2 separate regions of the Homo sapiens genome follow, and region 1 is linked to region 2. Evidence: chromatin contacts called from ENCODE Hi-C or POLR2A ChIA-PET data. All regions are on one chromosome and are shown on one strand. Each heading gives the region's core, a stretch centred on a gene start or an enhancer-like site at or near the end of the contact. The rest is flanking DNA. Distances are from core to core; before and after follow the strand shown. Region 1 overlaps CASC15 (cancer susceptibility 15). Region 2 overlaps CASC15 (cancer susceptibility 15).

Region 1 (7,021 bases), core at 2,197-4,696, 58 kb after region 2:
AACCCTGTCTTTACTAAAACTACATAAAGTAGCCAGGTGTGGTGGCATATGCCTGTAGTCCCAGCTATTAGGGAAGCTGAGGCAGGAGAATCGCTTGAACCTGGGAGGTGGAGGTTGCAGTGAGCCGAGATAACGCCACCACACTCCAACGAGGGCAACAGAGACTTCGTCACACACACACACACACACACACACAAAACAAAAAGTAGAGTCAAAATCACAATTATATGGTAGAGGGAAAGCAAGTTCTCTGCCCAAATCATTAACCTTTCTATATCCTACTGTAAATTAACTTCACTTGAAAACATCAAACAGAAATGAGAGGAGGTGGTGCCTAAACCCATGGTGCCCAACCACCATCTATGGAGTTGTGGCATTACATGGCTAAGCTGGTGAGAGTGAATTACCAGAAACTCTGCACAGAATTAAATACCAAAGCATTCTAAGATCAAACCACTTTTGCTAACCTGTGCTGCCCTCAATTTCATAAAACATAGATATGAAGAGTAAGGAAATTAAGGGAAGATATAAGTGTTCAATAACATTGCTGAATGACTGAAGTTTAATTTGTATAGTGCTTAACCACTTGCAAAGTTATCGCCCAATTAAAAGTCCAAAGGATTTTGTACAAGCGCAGAGCATTGGGCGGTTTCACTAGAACAGAATGAAAGTAATGGTTAATGCTTTTCACGGCATACATTCATTAAGACAGAATTCTCAAAAATGTGGGCAGACTCTGAAAGCCTGAGGTTTCAAACCCTGAACCAATGTCAGAAAATACGTCATTTGTATGGATGGAGAAGAATGGGCAAGGAAGTGAAAAGAGACTACTATTTCCAGAATGTCACACTGCTTTTGCACACTCTCAAATAGGCATCTGCTTGTGTGGGAGCTGTGATTCCCTCTCCCCTCCCCACTGTCCTCTAGTATTGTTTAAAAATGACGGAAGAAACAATAGCTAGCTCCACAGAAGTCATCCTCACAAGCCAGATGTCAAGTGAGGGCTGGCAACGTTGGGGCAAAATTAAAAGTGATGGAGGGGGAAACAGTGGTGTGCCCCTTGGGTGGATAGAAGGTTTCATTAATGTCTGTGATGGAATCATGAACCACAACAGTGAGGCATTTCCGCCTCTGGCCTTTTTTTGGTTTTTGTTTTTTTTAGAATCAGGATCTCACTCTGTCGCCCAGGCTGGAGTGCTGAGGCACAATCATAGTTCACCGCACCTCGAACTCCTAGCTTCAAGCGATCCTCCCACCTCAGCCTCCCAAAGTGTTGAAATTACAGGTGTGAGCCACTAAGTCCACCTGCCTTTTTAAGATGTGTTTGAAAATATCCAGGAGAGCAACTCAGAAGTTATAGTCTTAAAACATACCCATTCAGGCAGCTTTGTTTTCCATGCGGAAAGCCCAGGTTGGCTGATATTCCTGGAGGCTTCACGCATCCTGGGAGGCGGCTGAGGTATTCCTTTTCTCCCTTTTAAACAACTGACAGACACTTTCCAGCATCTTCCTGGTGGCTGAGTTGATGAGGGATTTTTTCCCCTCGTACAGTCCTATTTATGAAAATCAGCAGCTAGTTGGTAGCAGGTTAAGAAGCTCCAGGTGTTGGGGGAAAGCAAGCTCCCCATAATTAGCATTTTCCCATTGAAATATCATTATATCCCTGAAATATTATAACTTGAGTGTCCTTAATTTTCTACAGATTTTTATTTTGCAGTGTGAACAAGATCCTTAAGCTCAGAGAAGAATCATTTCCTAGGAAAAAGACTAGCAACACAGATGCTCCATGCAACCACTTCTTGTAAAACACCAGTACTTAGACACACAGACAGATTTTTAAACATAATTCTAAGTTCAACAGACCAGACTCAACGCACAGTGATGCACAAGAATGGGCTATGTGCCCACCCCCAAAACACTGTGGAAGCACACTAAGAATGAGTTCTGATGAGCAGGTGTTCCAGGCAGAGAAATGCTTCTAGTCAGAATCACCCTGAGTTTCAAAAACAGATTTTTAAAGATCAATTTCTAGGTGCATGTTTTTTGTTTTTTGTTTTTGAGATGCAGTTTCGCTCTTGTCGTCCAGGCTGGAATGCAGTGACACGATCTCGGCTCGCTGCAACCTCTGCCTCCTGGGTTCAAGCAATTCTCCTGCCTCAGCCTCCCGAGTAGCTGTGATTACAGGCGCACGCCACTGCACCAGGCTAATTTTTTGTATTTTTTTTTTTTTTAGTAGAGATGGGGTTTCACCATGTTGGCCAGGCTGGTCTTGAATTCCTGACCTCAGGTAATCTGCCTGCCTCAGCCTCCCAAAGTGCTAGGATTATAGGCGTGAGCCACCACGCCGGCATTTTAGTAATTTTAACGGAGACGGGGTTTCACCATGTTGGCCAGGCTGGGGTCACAAACTCCTGACCTCAAGTGATCCACCTGCCTCAGCCCCAAGTAATATATTTTGCGGTAGCTTTTTGATGCAAATATCAGATTATTGTACTGAGACAGGAATATTTTGGACTGATCCTTAAAAACCCATAAAATTTTAAGCTGCTTTTAAAAAAACTACCCAAAAATGACATCCATCAGACAACAACCCTTATCCTATACCCAGTGGGTCAGGGCTAGGCTAAACCACAGAAAGTTATGGAAATGAGTACATCGCTTGCTAAATAAAACCAGGGGTTACATTGTGATGAGATGCATCTGGTCAACCCCTTCATTTTATAGGTGAGATTCAGAGGAATGGCCTCCCCTGGCTAGGAAGTAAGAGAGCCAAGACTTGCTCATATTTCTTCTCTCTAAATCTATGCCCTTTCCATGGTTTGATACTTCCTATGTATCGATGACATTTTACATTCCTATTATGTGTAAGGTAGCTAGACTTTCTTTGCCCAGCTGGCTAAGCAGCATTAGCTTGGTTTTTCACAGGCAAGCCTTCTACAGTCTTCTTCGAATGTACTTGTAGACTCTTTTTCAAATGCATTTGCACACTAATATGTATATTAGTTTTTTATTGGTGCATAACAAATTACCACAAACTTAGTGGCTTAGGCAACAGGCATCTACTAGCTCACAGTTTCGTAAGTCAGAAGCCCAGCCCATCATGACTGGGTTCTCTGCTCAGTGTGTCACAAGGCTGAAATCTAGGTGTTGGACTGAGTTCTCATCTAAAGCCTCTAGAGGAAAAAGCCCCTTAAAAGCTCATTCTTGTCATTAATAGAATCCAGTTCCTTGCAGTTGTAGGACTGACATCCCCACTTCCTTGCTGGCTGTCAGCTCCTTGGGGCTGCCGGCATTCCTTGCCACACAGCCCCCTCCATCTTCAGCTCACAAAGGTGCATTTGAATCTTCCTCATGCTAAGAATCTCCAGCTTCTCTTTCCTCAAGCAGCAAGACAAAACTCTCTGCTTTTAAAGGGCTGGTGTGATTAAGTCAGACTCACCTGGATATTCTCCAGATCTTAAGGTCAATTATACCATAGAACATAACTAGTCAAGGGAGTAAATTCATCACAGACATAGTTCCAGGGATTACTCAGGGTGTGTATGCAACACGGGTCTGGGAGTGAATCATGGGGGCCATGTCAGAATTCTTCTTCCACACAATGCTAATAAGGGCATGTTTATATTTCCCCTAACTCTGCCAAATTAGAAAGCAATTATTCTGTCTGAAGTAAGAATGATGTAGTGGCATGGACACAATTTAGAAAGACCCTTCACAGAAACAAGCATATTCTATGGCTTAAAACTTTCCACTTCAACCGGGATAGCAAAGGGGTAGAAATCATAAAAACAGATAAAGGAGAACAATCTGGGGATGAGACTGAAATTGCCGAGTGAGACAGTGGGGGTGGGGTCTAAGGAAGCAGCTTTCACAACTGTCACATACAACAGACTGTAAGAACATGCTCCGTCAAGATTGTGTCATCTGTGTGCCCCACCCTCCTTTTTTGGGTTAAAGCATATAGCACTAGTTTCATTATAGCAGGGACCATATCTACCAACCATCAAGGATAAGCACAATGCCCAGCACATACTTAGCGCTCAATCAACATTGATTCAAATAAACTTGAGGTCAGAGGGGAATGCTGATACATGCTGCTGATTCTGCTAAATTAGTCAGTGTTCTCCCCTCCCCCAACAATGAGCACTTAGCCAGAAAAAAAGTGAAAACAGAATTGGGAACTTCCTTTTAAAAATGAGTGCCACCTCAGTTCCCTTCATTTCGCCCTATCAAAATACTCCACTAAAATAAAACTAAAGGAGTTTCTCAGAATGCAGAAATCTACAAGGACAAGAAGACTGAGATGACAGCAGCAACAATATCACGAAAGCCAGAAAACTGATTCATGGTAAGTAACCAGCGTGATTTAGCGTGGATCCTAAACTAGCAGTGATGAAAGCAGAACCATCCAAAGCCTTCCCAGGACCTCCGAAGTAGGGATTCAGGTGAAGCTTGTGAGCACAGCAGACTCTCAGGCCCCACGCCAGACCCACTAAATCAGAACATTCAGGTAAACAAATTTCAGACATGCATACTCACTTTATTTACTTATATTTTTCTTTTTTTAGAGACAGGGTCTCACTCTGTCACCTAGACTAGAGTGCAGTGAAGAAATCATAGCTCACTGCAGCCTCAAACTCCTGGGCTCAAGCAATCCTCCCGCCTCAACCTACTTAAGTAGCTAGAACTACAGGCTCATGCCACCACCCTGGCTAATTTTTATTTTTTTGGTAGAGATGGGATCTTGCTATGTTGCCCAGGCCGGTCTGGAACTCCTGGCCTCAAGCAATCCTCCAGCCTCAGCCTCCCAAAGCACTGGAATTATTGGTGTGAGCCACTGTGCTGCCCCCATATTAAGTAGCACTCAGTTTGTTCTCCTCTTTTTCTTTTAGGACGTGTATCAAATTTTCCTGTGTTCCAGGAATTCCAAATTCAAAGAAACAAGAGAACAATAATAGTAATTTTATTTACCAAGTGTCAGGAATCCAAATGAGAAAATGTCTGTACAGGAGACACACAAATACCACAAATTAGCAAATCTAATTGGGTTTTTTTTGGGGGATATTTTTCTGACATTACATGCAATAGTTTTATTTGTCATAAACATTGTGTACATCTTTGACTTCTTTTAGATGTTGTGGTAGTGACATACATATTTGCAATTTATATTGCATGTGTCAGCATATTGAAAATCAGCTCAAATGACCAATTTGTATTATATAACTTGTAAGTTCTAAAAACTTAGTATTAGTAGTACTCCCTTTCCCTGAAGATTTCTTTAAAATTTTAATTGTGTGCCGGGCGCAGTGGCTCACGCCTGTAATCCCAGCACTTTGGGAGGCCTAAGCGGGCAGATCATGAGGTCAGGAGTTCGAGACCAGCCTGACCAACATGGTGAAACCCCGTCTCTACTAAAAATACAAAAATTAGCCAGGCGTGGTGGTGGGCGCCTGTAGTCCCAGCTACTCAGGAGGCTGAGGCAGGAGAATCGCTTGAACCCGGGAGGCGGAGGTAGCAGTGAGCTGAGATCATGCCACTGCACTCCAGCCTGGTGACAGAGTGAGACTCCATCTCAAAAAAAAAAAAAAAATTTAATTGTGGGTGGGTGTGTGTGTGTGTGTGTATATATATATATATATATATATATATATATATAACATAAAATTTACCATTTCAGCCTTTTTTTTTTTTTTTGAGACACAGTCTCCCACTATAGTGTGGTGGCACAATCTCGGCTCATGCAACCTCCACCTCCCAGGTTCAAGCAATTCTCCTGCCTCAGCCTCCCTAGTAGATAGGATTACAGGCACACGCCATATTTTAGCCATTTTTAAGTATACAATTCAGTGGCATTAAGCACATTTGTTCACATTGTTTTTCTATCACCAGCAGCCTGCCACAGAACTCTTGAATTTGCAAAACAAACTCTGTACCCATTAAACAGTAACTCCATTCCTCCACCCCTGCTCCAGGTAAGCTCTAAGCTACTTTCCGTTTCTATGAATTTGCATATTCGAAATATTTCATATTTTTGAGATCATACCATATCTGTCCCTCTGTGTCTGGCTTATCTGAGTTAGCACAGTGTCCTCAGATCCATCCATGTTGTAGCATGTGTCATAATTTCCATCTTTTAAAGCTGAATAATCTCCCATTGTGTGTATATACAACATTTTGTTTATCCATTCATCTATGGATGGACTTCTGGGTTGGTTCTACCTTTTGGCTATTAGGCGGATTTGTTTTTAAACTTTTTTTCCACGTTTTAAAAAGCTGCCTTATTGAGATGATAGAAACTTTTATTTTGGTTTCAGGAAAAAAATATACATCCTTTCTGGAAATACGGGCCTAGGAGTTAACTGCAGGAACTAAGAGGTAGGGAATTATCATGCTTTTGAAATTACAGGTCCTTTAAGACCAAAGCAATAAAAATAGCCACATTCACCTTCCAAGATAACCCATATCTTCTGTTTCCTAACATAGCTGGACTACCCTCATATTCTCAGAGGAATGAGAAAAAAAAAATCCTCTCATTATCTACCAGGAAAAAGAATGGAGAGAAAGCCCATCTGAATTAGTGAAAGCAATGAATTACAGATTTTTAGAGCAAGGCAATTTTATTACTTGCAACCTATGGGAAGCTAACAAATTGTCAGAGAAGCCCTAGGCTCCTATTTTAATGAACACAGGAGAATCATATATAATTACCATATCAAGTGCTACTATAAAAATGGAGACTTCTGAAGTACTTGAAGACACTTGAAAACAGTTCATACTCCAGGATTTTTAACACACCACCACCACCACCACCACCACCACGACCACCACCACCACCACCACCACTAGGACAGTATTACTTAGCTCCTAATTTGCAGCACTGAGAAAGGTTTACGAAGCAAAGATAAGCCTTAGCCCAATATTCAGGATGAATGGGTTTTATATAATTTAGAATTTAAAATTCTTTACTATGAACACATTTAAATAGAAAACTGAAAATACTTGAAGGAAAAATAAAAGCAGA
Region 2 (7,884 bases), core at 642-3,141:
ACACATACAAAACTGAAGTGCAAGATTATGTTACTAGGAATTTTCTGCCTCCTTAATTGTCAGTTCTCTTCCTCCCATCCCACACACCCCCCATCAACATAAGCAAATGTCATGGACTTGCCAGGAGATGACTAATAAGCTCATCAACACTGCTTCTCAGCCATCACATAGTATCTGCCACTTTCCTCCTCTCCTGCTCGGTCCCATCCAGTGGTATCTGCCAGTGAGAACCAGTGTCAAAAGTGCTAATGGCCAAGATACTGATTTAGCTGCTGAGCTCCCAGTGATGTCACTTCCCAAGGCTGCACAAGCCACTTTCTCTTCTACTGCCAACCCTGTCCCTGATGTAGTTACTGATGCCACTTAACATACTCAATGTGGCACACAGATTTTGGTAAATCAGTCATCTTGAGATTTTGCTTTCACTTTTAACACAGCCCATTCTCCCTAGGTTTCCAACATGATTCTGTTCGACTGGAAAGTAATCCAAGTGATTGGCAGCATGCTTCCCTTGGAATCCTCTTTCTGTCTATTAACACATTTTTCAACTTTGGTTTACATAAACATCCCTCTATTCGATTGTGAGCTCCTTTGGGCAAGCCTTAAAGAGGTACATAAACTTTCATAAACTCAAATTGCTAGTAGGCATTCAGCTTGTTGAATGAATGAGTTGAGTATTAACTTTCTAACTCCACTGTAAGCTCTTTGAGACTGTACAAGCTCCTATTCACTTTTCTGTTTCTCAGTTTCTTGTTTGTAAAATGAAATCATAAGAGCACGAGCTTCAAAGCGTTGCTGCGAAGATCTGTAAAGCAGTTAAAATGGTACATAGCATACAATAAGCATCTAATAAATGTCTGGTACACAGCATACAATAAGCATCTAATAAATGTCACTATCCATATCTATATACTTAACAGCTACTTACTGTTTTGTATAAGATGTGAACAAAAGTTCTCTGAAAAGGAATTTGGAGAAAAGAGACTTTATTTCAGTGAACAGTCTGCAAACTGGAGAAATACGCTTTGGTGTAAAAGGAAGGTGCATTCCAGAGAACAACAAGAGGGTTTGGATTTTACAGCAAATGTTCCCACCCAAGTTTCCAATCGAGTCTGTTAATTCAAAGATCTGAAACTTGTTTAGTTCCTATTGATTGACACAAGTGAGTTCTGTTGATTGGTTGATACAGCTGAGCCCTGATTGGTCAATACAGCTGAGCTTTGATTGGTTGGTTCAGGTGAGTTCTCAACGTCCCAAAGTTAAAAAGATGTGGGGGTTTCCAGGGTTTGGGGGAACTCAGAGTATGTGTGGGGCCTCAAGTCAGCAAATGGCTGCTTGACTCTATGTTAAATCTAAGCCCACTTAGCCACTTGGGATCCATCTTGAAAAATTGGCTTTTTCAGGTTCTCATCTGTTGACAGACATAAGCAATGTCTATTTGTGCTTTAGATATTTCTTATCCAATTCAACTGTCTTCCTATAGAATGAGGACTTTCCCAGAGGTACTTCAGACAATCATGAAAACAAACTGTTGGAGACCAAAACACCAGACCTCCAGACGTGTCCAGACAGATCTGAATTCAAGAGTATGAGTGAGCAAAGATAAGGCCAAAGGCATAAAACCAGGTAAAACCAAAGGCACGTTTTCCACATGAACTTAAAACTATCAACTGAAAAAGAAAAGAAATGCCTATGGCCATGGATCGGCTATGCTTCTGGGTGGCAATACACAGCATACAACTGACCCAAGTGCCATTCCTACCTACCTAATAAATGGCTGTCAAGAATTATGGCAGTGTGCTGCTCTGTATTTTGGTGGACACACCAACATAAATCCAACTAATATCAGACTGTGTGACCTCACCCTTGGACGCGAGCCAGAGGTTTCACTTGAGATCTCGGAAGTTATCAGATCTGGAAAGTGTTTCAGTTGCTTTCTCTTTTAGCCCATTTTAAGCAAAACAAAAGGCAGCACGGACCCAAAGAGGCAAGAAGGTAAAACCAGAAATTGTCTATACTCCATTACCCCAAATTACCTGATGATGAATAAATATTCATTGTTCCGTGGTTTCAATAGAAAGTAAACACCTATTTAAAAAGACCTGATCTTCGTCATGCCTTTAATCTCTTCCTTTTCGCTTATATCAGAGAGAGAATATTCATGCTTCCTGACCGAAAGATATGCTTCTAATACAACCTCAAACAAACCCTGACCCAAACCCTGATTCAGTGTTCTTTTTTTTTTTTTTTTTTTTTTTTTAATTGAGACAGAGTCACTCTGTTGCCCAGGCTGGAGTGCAGTGGCTCGATCTCGGCTCACCAGTCTCTGCCTCCCAGGTTCAAGCGATTCTCCTGCCTCAGCCTCCCACGTAGCTGGGGTTACAGGCATGTGCCACCACACTCGACTAATTTTTGTATTCTTAGTAGAGACAGGGTTTTGCCATGTCAGCCAGGCTGGTCTCAAACTCTTGACCTCAGGTGATCCGTCCACCTCAGCCTCCCAAAATGCAAGGATTACAGGCATGAACCATTGCACCCGGCCACTATATTCTTTTTCTTTCACTCCTTGGTCAGTCCACTATAACCCCTTAACCAGGACTCAGCCCGGTACATACCACTGCACTCCTCCCAGTATACCTTAGTGGAAAAGCTGAAATTGCACTGACGTTAGAGGTGCTGTCCTGATATTTGTTGGCTGAATGATCTCAGATGAATTTCTTCACCTCTCCAGGCCTCAGTTTCTACATCTATAAAAGGAAGCTGATCTCTGCAGCCTCCTTACCACCCAAATTCTCACAGGGTCATTAGCCCATAGGTTTCCAGGTGTGCAGTGAAACACAAAATGCTGAGAAGCCACACCCCACTCTTAGCATATGGATGAAGAAGCTCTGAGGAAGCACATGTGTTGGAGGGTAGGGGAGGCCGTCAGGGTAAAAAATACCAAGACAACTGAATATGGGAGAAAAACACTTCTCTTGTCCCAACTGAAATTGAAAACTGTGAGTGTGCACAAGCACGAAGAATAGCTGTCAGGGAGCCCGGTGCTGTGAAGAAAACCTGAAATCATCCCTCTCTACCAGTACAGAGTATCTTTGTATCCTTGTATCTGCTGCAACTGGAAATGGAGAATTAGGCAGATGGAGTGTTTTTAAGGGATTGGACAATTTATTAGGTGCTATAAAACATAGGCAATCAATAAATAATATTTCAATTGATTTCAACATCATTCCACTGGTTCTCTTTAGGAAATTTCAAGCTGATGCCACAATGTTCCACTCTGCTCTCTGCTGCACATTTAGTGAATTCCCATGTGTCGATACACAAATTTAGAAGCTCAGAACAGCGGAGGCCACCAATATGACCGCATAGCATTGAAGAATTTAATCAGTTAATGTTTCAGGATCTACCCATCAAACATTGACAGCTCACAATCAATGTAAGAAGTTACTTTGTAAAATGGACTTTTTTTTCTCCCTTGAATTTGAGCCCTAGAAGTCTGTAATGCTTGACTTTCCTGGAAAACTTCCAGATTCACACTTCACTTTCAACTTTGTGGATTGAGCTTCGTCTCTTAAAGACAATAGTGAATGGTTTTGTACTGGCTGTTAAGTCTGCTTTTAAGAATAGTTTAGGTATTCTTTGCAAAGAGGCTTCTGTTATTTCCATCGTGTTATTTTATTTTCAATTTTTCCTTTTTCCCTTCCATTTGAAATCCCCCCTCGGTGGTGTGCCTAAGTGCTCAGGTAATATACATACAAATGCTTCAACAGACAGATGGGTAAGTACCATCTCATGGTGCCCATACTTCTTAGTGAAAAAAGTATCCAAAACAGAGTGCAGTAATTCCATCCCCTCAAGTGCTATAATAATCCCTGCAGATGGCAGTTCTGCAACTGAAACTGCAGCACAATGGATATATAAATTAGGGCTACCAATAATGCTTGACAATACAATGAAGTAAGTATTCCAATATTCCCATTTCTAATACACACATTACATAAAACCAGAAAAATTACTTTTAAGACAAGCAGCGAAATAAAACTTTCTAAAACGTTTTGCAAAATCAGTGCTACATTCTCATCTTTTTCCATACGCAATTTTCATGTAACTGAGTGTATACTCCAAATAGAAAATTTTCTTAAGCTGTAGACCTCATCAGCTTTGTAGGTTAGTCTCTGTGAGCACAGGATACCTGAAAGCTGGTTAATGAATAATATTTCAGAAATCTTTACTAACATGCTAATCACAATTGGATAGCTCTCATTTAATTATTTAAAAAAGAAAAGAAAACCTAAGTATTATTATTATCCTCATCTTCTAGCTGAGGAAATTAAAGCTGAAAGAGGTTAAATAATTTACCTAAGGTCACATTGCTAGTGGTGACAGAACTGGGATTTAAACCTGGGAATTCGGCTCCCAAGCACTTAGCTACTATACAATATTACCCTGGTAGTTAGTACTAGAGTCCTTAGTTTCACAGGGGTAAGGGAGGAGACTCATATATTTGCCTTAGAAAACATCTTATTAAAATGCCAGACTAAAACACACCCAGTCCAGTGAGATTTGCCTACAGAAATACCTACAGGACCTAAACTTATAGATTCCTTTGCCTATGCTTTTGCTCCAGAAGCAAGGCCAGGGCCCCTGTGAATTACGGGGATCAGTGGGAGCCCATGGCTGTCTACCTACTTGTTCACCTGCTTTTAGTTATCTGGAGACATTGTGCCTCCTGAACTGTACACATATGAAAAAATGTCAAGGTCATCAATATTTACCTCTTATGAACCCAAAGGTCCCATTAAAAAGGTATCAGTTATTTGTGGGAATGTTTTAGTCACCTGACATGATGGGAGAGGAGGAAGAGCTTGGAACTATTAACATTTTATTGTAATCTCTAATATGAGAAGTCTACTGCCACCACCAAAGTCAAAGCTGAAATTAATATTTGTAACATAAAAATATCATGGGTGCTACTCAGTTTTCATGAATCTAATGTTATCAACAATGACAAGTCAGAAGACCCCATCACATTAGGCGCAACAGGAAAGCTCTGAACAGCATGCAATTCCAAAGTGATGATGATACACTAAATGTCAGATACAGCCTTCAGATTCTTGTTCTTTTTTTACTTTTATGAAGTATGAAATTCTTGTTCTTTGTTACTTTTTTTAAGTATGAACACAGGCTAGTCGTTTTGTGTACACTCCACCCCACCCTAAAAATATTGCTGTATTTATCATTACACTTCTTTTTTTTTTTGAGAGTGTCCCACTTTGTCACCCAGACTGGAGTGCAATCTCGGCTCACTGCAGCCTCAACCTCCCAAGCTCAAGTGATCCTCCCACCTCCCACCTCACCCTACAGAGAAGCTGGAATCACAGGCATGCGTCACCACATCCAACTAATTTTTGTATTATTTGCAGAGACAAGGTCTCGCTATGCTGCGCAGGCTGGTCTCAAACTCCTGGGCTCAAGTGATCCACCTGCCTCAGCATCCCAGAGTGCTGGGATTACAGGTGTGAGTCACCACCGCACCCAGCCAACACTCCTAATTCTTTTTTTTTTTTTTTTTTTTGAGACAGAGTCTTGCTCTGTCACCCAGGCTGGAGTGCGGTGGTGCGATCTCAGCTCACTGCAACCTCTGCCTCCTGGGTTCAAGTGATTCTCCTGCTTCAGCCTTCCGAGTAGCTGGTACTACAAGTGTGCGCCACCACGCCCAGCTAATTTTTGCCTTTTTGGCAAAGACAGGGTTTCACCATGTTGGCCAGGATGGTCTCGATCTCTTGACCTCCTGATCCACCCGCCTTGGCCATCCAAAACGCTGGGATTACAGGCATGAGCCACTGCCCCCAGCCAACTCCCAATTCTTGATAATTCTTTAACCTTGTAAAAAGAAACTGAGTTCTACAAATAAGCCACGAAGTTTCTCTGATGTCTTGATATAAGAATATCAAGAGCAGAAAGCATGGAAGAAAGATGTATAAAATTTAGCAGGGTGTCTGCATGATGAAACCAGGATTGACATACTAACGTTTTTAATGAAAATCTCCACCGGGTGTGGTGGCTCATGTTTGCCAGGCGTGGCGTCTCATGCCTGTAATCCCAGCACTTCGGGAGGCTGAGGCGGGTGGATCATCTGAAGTCAGGAGTCCGAGACCAGCCAGGCCAACATGGTAAAACCCCATCTCTAGTAAAAATACAAAAATTAGCCGGGTATGGTGGCGGGCGCCTATAATCCCAGCTACTCAGGAGGCTGAGGCAGGAGAATTGGTTGAACCCGGGGGGTGGGGCGGCGGAGGTTGCAGTGAGCCAAGATCATGCCACTGCACTCCAGCCCAGGTAATAAGAGCAAAATTCCATCTCAAACAACAACAACAACAACAACAACAACCACCACCACAGGAAAACTCTGAAGACTCTCCTGCTTGCAATTAAGAGGTATATCCAGAAATTATCAAAAGTTGTATTCTTCCAGTTGAAATCTTCTCAGTTTCATCTTCCTGTTTTGATTACTGGTCCCTTGAAAAGGGGCCTGTGGTATTACAAATTATCCCATTACTCACTCGTCTCAGGTAATTCTGCTGGAAAGGGAAGGAAGTAAATCTTGGAGTCCTGCACTTCCATCCGTTAATCATATACATGCACGCCCTCAAAAGCAGTAAATCACTGTCTTTCACTGTATTGCCATGATTCACACCTGAAACAGAGCAGAGAAGACAGGTACTCAGAAATGCCATGCCCAGAAAAAAAGGCATCTTAATACACTAAAAACAATGACACTTAGGCACACCGGTATTGCTTCTTCTCAAATAGACATCACACCAGCAAGTACAGTTTATCATTCTAATTAAGGGTCGTCAGCCGTATTAAAGGCAAATTTTATAGACCAAAGCTTTCCAAACAGAACATTTTAGGACTCCGTACCCTTTCCAAGCTCTATTAAAACCAAACATCTATATCATGTTAACCCACTTGGGCAGCACGACTTTAATTAGTAAAATTAGCCCTGTTGTTTGGCCAACTTTCGTCTCATAAACTCTGCAAGGCAGAAACATAACCAATCATATGTTTTAAGATGCTACCTAATTATATAAAAGCACTCATCAAACTTTACCCAGAAGTGTTTAAAAATCAAAACATACCATTAATCCTGAAGACAAAAATATTTGAGGTTACCTTATTTTTTAAGATTATGTGCTCATTTACTACATGAGGAAAAAGGGCTTTTGATAGTCAACCGCCTTCTTTTAATTTAATTACCAGAAAATGCAAACTGTTTTCAGGTTTACCTGAATGTTATCAGTTTGAGTGGATTTTCCTACTCAATACACAACTGCCCTGCTTCCACTGGTCTTGTTAGGAAGAGGCAGTAACAGAAGTGCACACTCGGTATTTTTAAGCACATTTAAAATTTCTCTAGCTGGGGAGATAAGAACACCTCCCTCTTGCCAAGCAAATGCCAACAGCCAACAGAACAAGGCCAAATGAGAGAAAACACCTCCTGCAGATTTTACCCAACTTTTTCGTTGAGCTTGCACCATCATTATCAGCTGCCCTTCACAACTGCCAGCCTGTTCCATTAAACTTGCTATCAACTCAATATCAGCAGGATAACAGTACAATGGTCTCCCAGCTCCTAGATTTGGGAGATTGATGACTGGATGCTAATGAGGGCTCTGCCTGCAAGATGTATTTTTTATATTTGATTCCCTGACCTTAATTTTTACATCATTCAAAAATCTGGAACTAAAGCTCACATTGGGTACAGAAATGACGCTTTTTCAGCAAGAATCAGACCAGGCTGACAGACTGTTTCTTTAACTGCCTTTCAGCAAAATGGCCGCCTCAAGGATTAGGCTCTGAAATGGCTGAGAACAGGGATTT

What was found. Hi-C counts contacts between places; a loop is a spot of excess contacts on that map. ChIA-PET counts read pairs that join two places held with the same protein, here RNA polymerase II (POLR2A). Pooled maps may share reads with other maps.
Region 1: a pooled map shows a loop between it and region 2 (2.3-fold over the local background). The contact joins two enhancer-like sites. A Hi-C loop is called at or near these places in 1 of 168 maps with a recorded cell type or tissue (CD14-positive monocyte) and 3 of 50 pooled maps. POLR2A ChIA-PET finds 5 or more read pairs at or near these places in 2 of 52 experiments (AG04450 and Panc1).

What each region holds. Positions count from the first base shown.
Region 1 is chr6:21,853,121-21,860,141 of GRCh38, reverse strand. The region is part of intron 4 of CASC15 (cancer susceptibility 15); the gene reads right to left. Among named protein-coding and RNA genes, the nearest start is that of CASC15, 190 kb to the right of the region's middle. RefSeq lists a silencer at 3,430-3,724. Within about 2 kb of position 3,446, at least 3 of the 41 ENCODE cell types and tissues checked have a DNase peak (open chromatin) inside an H3K27ac peak, as active enhancers do.
Region 2 is chr6:21,908,283-21,916,166 of GRCh38, reverse strand. CASC15 (cancer susceptibility 15) reads right to left here. Exons shown (of 12, transcript NR_015410.2): 5 at 6,564-6,697. Among named protein-coding and RNA genes, the nearest start is that of NBAT1, 230 kb to the left of the region's middle. RefSeq lists an enhancer at 1,911-1,960. Within about 2 kb of position 1,891, at least 5 of the 41 ENCODE cell types and tissues checked have a DNase peak (open chromatin) inside an H3K27ac peak, as active enhancers do.